Linked DNA regions of Homo sapiens: region 2 is linked to region 1. A link is an interaction called in ENCODE POLR2A ChIA-PET data of the cell type or tissue named here. Cell type or tissue: PC-3. All regions are shown on one strand. Each heading gives the region's core, and the rest is flanking DNA. Links, peaks and the distances in the headings are about the cores only. Region 1 has its middle 17 kb from the start of IL31. Region 2 holds the start of LINC02985 (long intergenic non-protein coding RNA 2985).

What was found. ChIA-PET counts read pairs that join two places held together with the same protein. Peaks named below come from ENCODE experiments on the same cell type or tissue, not always from the same donor. Only the 100,000 strongest peaks of a DNase experiment are listed, where the experiment ranks them.
Region 2: POLR2A ChIA-PET joins it to region 1 with 20 read pairs; 6 of 35 experiments call an interaction of 5 or more read pairs at or near these places.

What each region holds. Positions count from the first base shown.
Region 1 is chr12:122,155,662-122,158,569 of GRCh38, reverse strand. No RefSeq gene overlaps it. Among named protein-coding and RNA genes, the nearest start is that of IL31, 17 kb to the left of the region's middle. In PC-3, for the core only: no CTCF peak of the experiment used is centred there; no DNase peak of the experiment used is centred there.
Region 2 is chr12:122,061,761-122,064,668 of GRCh38, reverse strand. It overlaps BCL7A (BAF chromatin remodeling complex subunit BCL7A), which reads right to left. Exons shown (of 6, transcript NM_001024808.3): 6 at 2,625-2,908. LINC02985 (long intergenic non-protein coding RNA 2985) reads right to left here and starts at 1,379. Exons shown (of 4, transcript NR_135044.1): 1 at 1,138-1,379; 2 at 1-119. RefSeq lists enhancers at 132-361, 312-606 and silencers at 402-551, 1,472-1,766. In PC-3, for the core only: a CTCF peak has its summit at 535; DNase peaks (open chromatin) are centred at 458 and 1,318; H3K4me3 peaks cover 508 bases; H3K27ac peaks cover 1,623 bases.

The sequences.
Region 1 (2,908 bases), core at 113-2,612:
CCACCGTGTTAACCAGGATGATCTTGATCTCCTGACCTTGTGATCCACCCGCCTCGGCCTCCCGAAGTGCTGGGATTACAGACGTGAGCCACCACAACCAGCCTACTTTTTTTTTTTTGAGATAGTCTCACTCCATTGCCCAGGCTGGAGTGCAGTGGCGCAATCTCAGCTCACTGCAACGTCCATTTCCTGGGTTCAAGTGATTCTCCTGTCTCAGCCTCTCGAGTAGCTGGGATTACAGGTGCCTGCCACCACGCTTGGCTAACTTTTGAATTTTTAGTAGAGATGGGGTTTCACTATGTTGGCCAGGCTGATCTCAAGCTCCTGACCTCAGGTGATCCACTCTCCCAAAGTGCTGAGATTACAGGCATGAGCTATCGTGCCTGGTCAATTTCTCTTTTTTTAATTTTAATTTTAATTTTTTTTGGGCGGGGGACAGGTCTCACTCTGTCACCCAGGATGGAGTGCAGTGGTGCAATCATGGTTCACTGAATCTTAGCCTTGACCTCCCAGGCTCAAGTGATCCTCCCATCACAGCCTTCCAAGTAGCTGGAACTACAGGCGTGTGCCACTACAATTTTTGTACTTTTTTGTAGCTAATTTTTGTACTTTTTTGTAGAGACAGGGTTTCGCCAAGTTGCCCAGGCTGGTCTCAAACTCCTGGGCTCAAGCAATCCACCTACCTCGGCCTCCCAAAGTGCTGGGATTACAGGCGTGAGCTACCACGCCTGGCCCTGGATATTTCATTTGTATAGGACCACACAACATGTGGCCTTCTGTGTCTGCCTCCTCTCACTCAGCATAATGGTTTTGAGGGTCTTCCACTTTGTAGTACATAACAGTATTTCATTCCTTTGTATGGTTGAATAATGTTCTTCAACACTGTTGTATAACTTTCAGTATGATACTGAGTGCACCTCCTTGGTTAAATTTATTCCTAAGTATTTTGTCTTCGTTGATGCTATTGAAAATGAAATTGTTTTCTTAATTTCATTTTTGGGCTATTTCTTGCCAGTGTACAGAAAGACAGCTGATTGGCCGGGCGCGGTGGCTCACACCTGTAGTCCCAGCACTTTGGGAGGCCAAGGCGGGTGGATTACCTGAGGTCGGGAGTTCAAGACCAGCCTCAACATGGAGAAACCCTGTCTCTACTAAAAATACAAAATTAGCCTGGCGTGGTGGTACATGCCTGTAGTCCCAGCTACTTGGGAGGCTGAGGCAGAAGAATTGCTTGAACCTGGGAGGCGGAGATTGCGGTGAGCCGAGAGTGCGCCATTGCACTCCAGCCTGGGCGACAAGAGCGAAACTCCGTCTCAAAAAAAAAAAAAAGAAAGACAGCTGATTGTTGTATACTGATCCCATGTCCTGCAACCTTGCTGATCCCATTCACTCGCTCTAAAGGGCTTGTGTGCATCCTTTAGGACTTTCTACGCATACCATCGTATCATCTGCAAATGGTTTTTCTTCCTTTCCAATCTGAAAGCCTTGTATTTCTTTTTCTTTCTTCTTCTTTTTTTTTTTTTTGAGACAGAGTTTAGCTCTTGTCACTCAGGCTGGAGTGTAATGGAGCGATCTCAGCTCACTGCAACCTCTGCCTCCCTGGTTCAAGCGATTCTCCTGCCTCAGCCTTCTGAGTAGCTGGGATTACAGATGCCCATCGCCACACTCAGTTACCTTTTTTTTTTTTTTTGTAGAGATAGGGTTTCACCATGTTGGCCAGACTGGTCTCGAACTCCCGACCTCAGGTGATCCACCGGCCTTAGTGTCCCAAAGTGTTGGGATTACAGGTGTGAGCCACTATGCCCGGCCTCTTTTTTGTGTTTTGTTTGTTTGTTTGTTTGTTTTTGAGATGGAGTTTCGCTCGTTGCCCAGGCTGGAGTGCAGTGGCGCGATCTTGACTCACTGTAATCTCTGCCTCTGGGTTCAATAGATTCTCCTGCCTCAGCCTCCCAAGTAGCTGGGACAACAGGCATGCACCACCACACCCAGCTAATTTTGTTTATTTTTTGTAGAGACGAGGTCTCACTATTGCCCAGTCTGGTCTAGAACTCCTGGGCTCAAATGATCTGCCCACCTCGGCCTCCCAAAGTGCTAGGATTATAGGCGTGAGCCACTGCGCCTGGCCAAGTCTTATATTTCTCTGTTTTGCCCAATTGCCCTAACCAGAACCTCCAGGACAATACTGATATTGACAATATTGACGGGGAAGGAGCAGATATCCACTTCTTGTTCCTGATCTTAGGGGCAAGCATCAGTCTCTCACATTAAACATGATGTTAGCTGTGGACTTTTTGTAGATGCTCTTCATCAGGCTGGGGAAGTTCTACTCCATCTACTCCTGGTTTGTTAAATGTTCTTATGTTGAAAGGTAAACCTGTTTTCTCATGTGTAAAATGAGGACAACAATCTCTATAGGGAGAGTTTTTTGAAGTTGAAAATGGGATAACATAAGGCCGGGTGCAGTGGCTCACGCCTGGGGCATATCTGATATAACCCTGTAAGCCTCAATTTCCTTATCTCTAACATGGGTATTATAAAGCATCTACCTCCTAGGGCTCACACTGGCAGGCAGCGGCAGATGTGATTTACATTGCGAGATTACCAAGTGCCTGGGACATAGAAGCTGTGTGCTATGATAGATGACAGATAAAATGAGATGTGGTCCTTGTCCTGAAAAAGGAGAGATAAAATGTGGTACTGACAGCTACACCGCACTTGATATCAGCAGCAGAAATGGAGCACTGGCGGTGGTTCCGGGGGCACAGCAGGGAGGGCTGGGCCAGGCCACAGCGGAGAGAGAGCGCTGGGCCTTCCAGGGAGGGGAATGCACGGCAGCACAGAGGGAAGAAGTGTGGGGTGCGGTTGAGTAGCCACAGAGAGCTCCTCTTGCTGGGACCTGGGCTGCGTA
Region 2 (2,908 bases), core at 201-2,700, 94 kb after region 1:
CTCAGGAGTGGTGGAGCTCCGCGTGTTGAGGACTACAGAAGAGGATGCCTCATTGGTCCAAAACAGGTCCATATGGAGGAGTGGGGGCTCACGTCGGGTAAGACCCAGTGAAAACTTGCCTAAACCATCAAGGGCATTTATTGGCTCACAAATTGAGACGTTCCGGGGGTTGTGCTGGCTTCAGGGCCGGCTGGGGCCAAGGCCCAAATGCTGCCCTTAGAAAGCACACACTCACCGTCTTTCAGCCCTTTCCTGTGATGGTTTCATTCTCAGGCTGATTCCTCCCCACGTGTAAGGAAAGATGGCCACAGCCACTCCATTTGAGCAACTCCAGATGCTCCAGCAGAATTCTTTCCCACCAGTTCCCACCCAGGGCTGACTCTCACTGGGCTGCTATGGGCCACGTGCTCATCCCTGAGCCAATTGTGGTAGCCAGGAGGCGGGACCATGGTGATTGGATAGGACTGGGTCATATCACCACCCTGGGCTAAGTGCCCGCCCCACTTAAGGACGGGGAGGGAGGGAGACCCCTATGGGAAGAAGAGGGAAACAGAACTGGATAGACAAGGTCAAAGGATGTCTATCTAATCTGAGACTCTGGAGGAAACATGCATTCTTCACCCAGAGGAGCGATAGAGGGAAGTTGGACTTGGCCTTTAGGGTCTGCAGTCCATCCTCGGCCCCACCACGGACCTCTGTGACACTTGTTGCCTTAGCATGGCCTGGAACTTGGACCTGAGCCTTTTCTGCCTACCTCCCCCAGCTGATCCCTTTCCCACCCCACCTCCCTGCCTACTGACCGCCTTCACATTGCCTGGGGCCACATGGGCCCTGTTGCCAACCGCTGGCCCCCCGCTTGGCCTATTGTTCCAGTTCCCTAGTTGCCCGGCTCCCACTTCCAGTCTGGTCTTTTCCAATCCATGCTATTCATTGGCAACACCATCCCTAGTCCAGCAGAGCCTTGGCTCAGAAGCCTCCAGCCCCTCCTTTGTGTCAAAAAGGAAAAACGAGCTGCTTAGCCCCAGGCCTGGTATTCCTCCAGTGTCCTAGGAGATTCCCTGACCCTTGCCATCAGAATGTCTGTATCCCCTAATTCCAAACTGTGGTCGGCATCGTAAAGCACTGCGGCTCACTTACCTGCCTGGGGGTTAAGGGTCAAGTTTGAGTCATCGCTGCCTAGGGCCCAGCACAGCTCAACCAATGCCGGCAAAGCCTACATTTCTAGCTCCTGGGCATGAGACTGCTCCTTGATGAAGGGAGGTGGGAGAGGAAGTTAGGCGGCTCCAGTGAGAGACACAGAGGAAGTTCCACAGAATGACTGTGAGACAGTGATCTAGGCGGGTGGAGACAAGGGAGGCAGGGGGAAAGGGCAGAAGCCTTAGAGAGAGGAGGGAGGGACCGATCCAGAGAGTGAGAGCTGGGAACAGACACGCAGGGAGGGCAGAAAGGAAGCGCGGGAACGTGTGCCAGCTCAGGCATTTTTTTTCCTTAAGCAAACAAGGCCTCTATGATTTGTGTTTTGTCAGGCTGAACTTTCCATATCAGGAGTTTATTTAGCTGAGCAGCCAATTCTGGTAAAAACACTGGAACATGTTAAAAAGGAACGGGTAGGAAGGAGAGTCAGACAGAACAAACAGGAGAGAGCATCTGCCTGCAGCCGGTCCACGCAGTGCAGCTTGGCCTAGACCCGCTGACACAACACCCCCACCCCTGCCAGCTCTCTTTAGGGGCTGACCCAAGGGCCAGGTGACGCTGGACAGAGGTGGGGAAGTCAGCGTGGGGGAAGGAGTCTGGGCTGAAAGGGTCACAGCCCTGGGAAAGGTCTGGTTCCAGCCCAACCATGTAAGTCACTAGAGGCTGTTAGGACAAGTCAAGCCGAGGTTGCAGTCCACCCATGCACTAACGCCCCTGAGTCCCTACCACAATCCAGAGTCCCCTCAGAGACAGGGAAGCTGAAAACATGTCCCTGCTGGAACCCAGGTCTCGGGGTAGGCGGATCAGGTGTGGCTTTTTTTTTTTTGAGACAGAATCTCACTCTGTTGCACCCAGGCTGGAGTGCAGTGGCGTGATCTCAGCTCACTGCAACCTCTGCCTCCCAGGTTCAAGCCATTCTCCTGCCTTGGCCTCCCAACTAGTTGGGATTAAAGGTGTGTGCCACCACACCTGGCTAATTTTTCTATTTTTAGTAGACACGGGGTTTCGCCATGTTGCCCAGGCTGGTCTCGAACTCCTGACCTCAGGTGATCGCCCTTCTCGGCCTCCCAAAGTGCTGGGATTACAAGCATGAGCCACCACGCCTGGCCTCAGGTGTGGCTTTCAACCTGGGGGCCTGACCCGGCATGAGAGCCCTGCAGGGGACTGTCCTGCTGTTTTCTCACCTGCACAAGGTGGCCAACAATACCTGCCCACAGAAAGGAGCAACTAGTGGCTTGCCTGGCATCCAGCTGGTGCTTAATAATGGCAGCTCTTATGACTATGGAAGGCAACAGCTCCTGTGTGCAAGGAACTTGTGTGTCTTGTAGAATCAGGGCCACACGGCCAAGCAAGAGAGGCCGGAGCAGCTGGAGAGGGACACCGTCACCATCGATCTGACCTTACTTAAAATGAGACAAAACCACAAGGTATTCATGATTTGAAATTTTTATTTTCTGAAATGAAACAATTGTACATTGTACAAACCATATCTACTGATGGAATAAATAAGTGAAAAATTATACTGCTGTACAACACACCAAAAAAAAAAAAAATTCTTGAAAGGGGAAAAAATTAGGTAACGGTGAAAAAAGGTCTTTATGCCTCTAACCAGGTTCTTGGCGATAATGAACATTCCAAACCATGACACCGTTTGCTAATGGGAGGTCACCACCCTAGAGGAATCGGTCCACAGCCTTCCGGGTTGTGGGTGTAA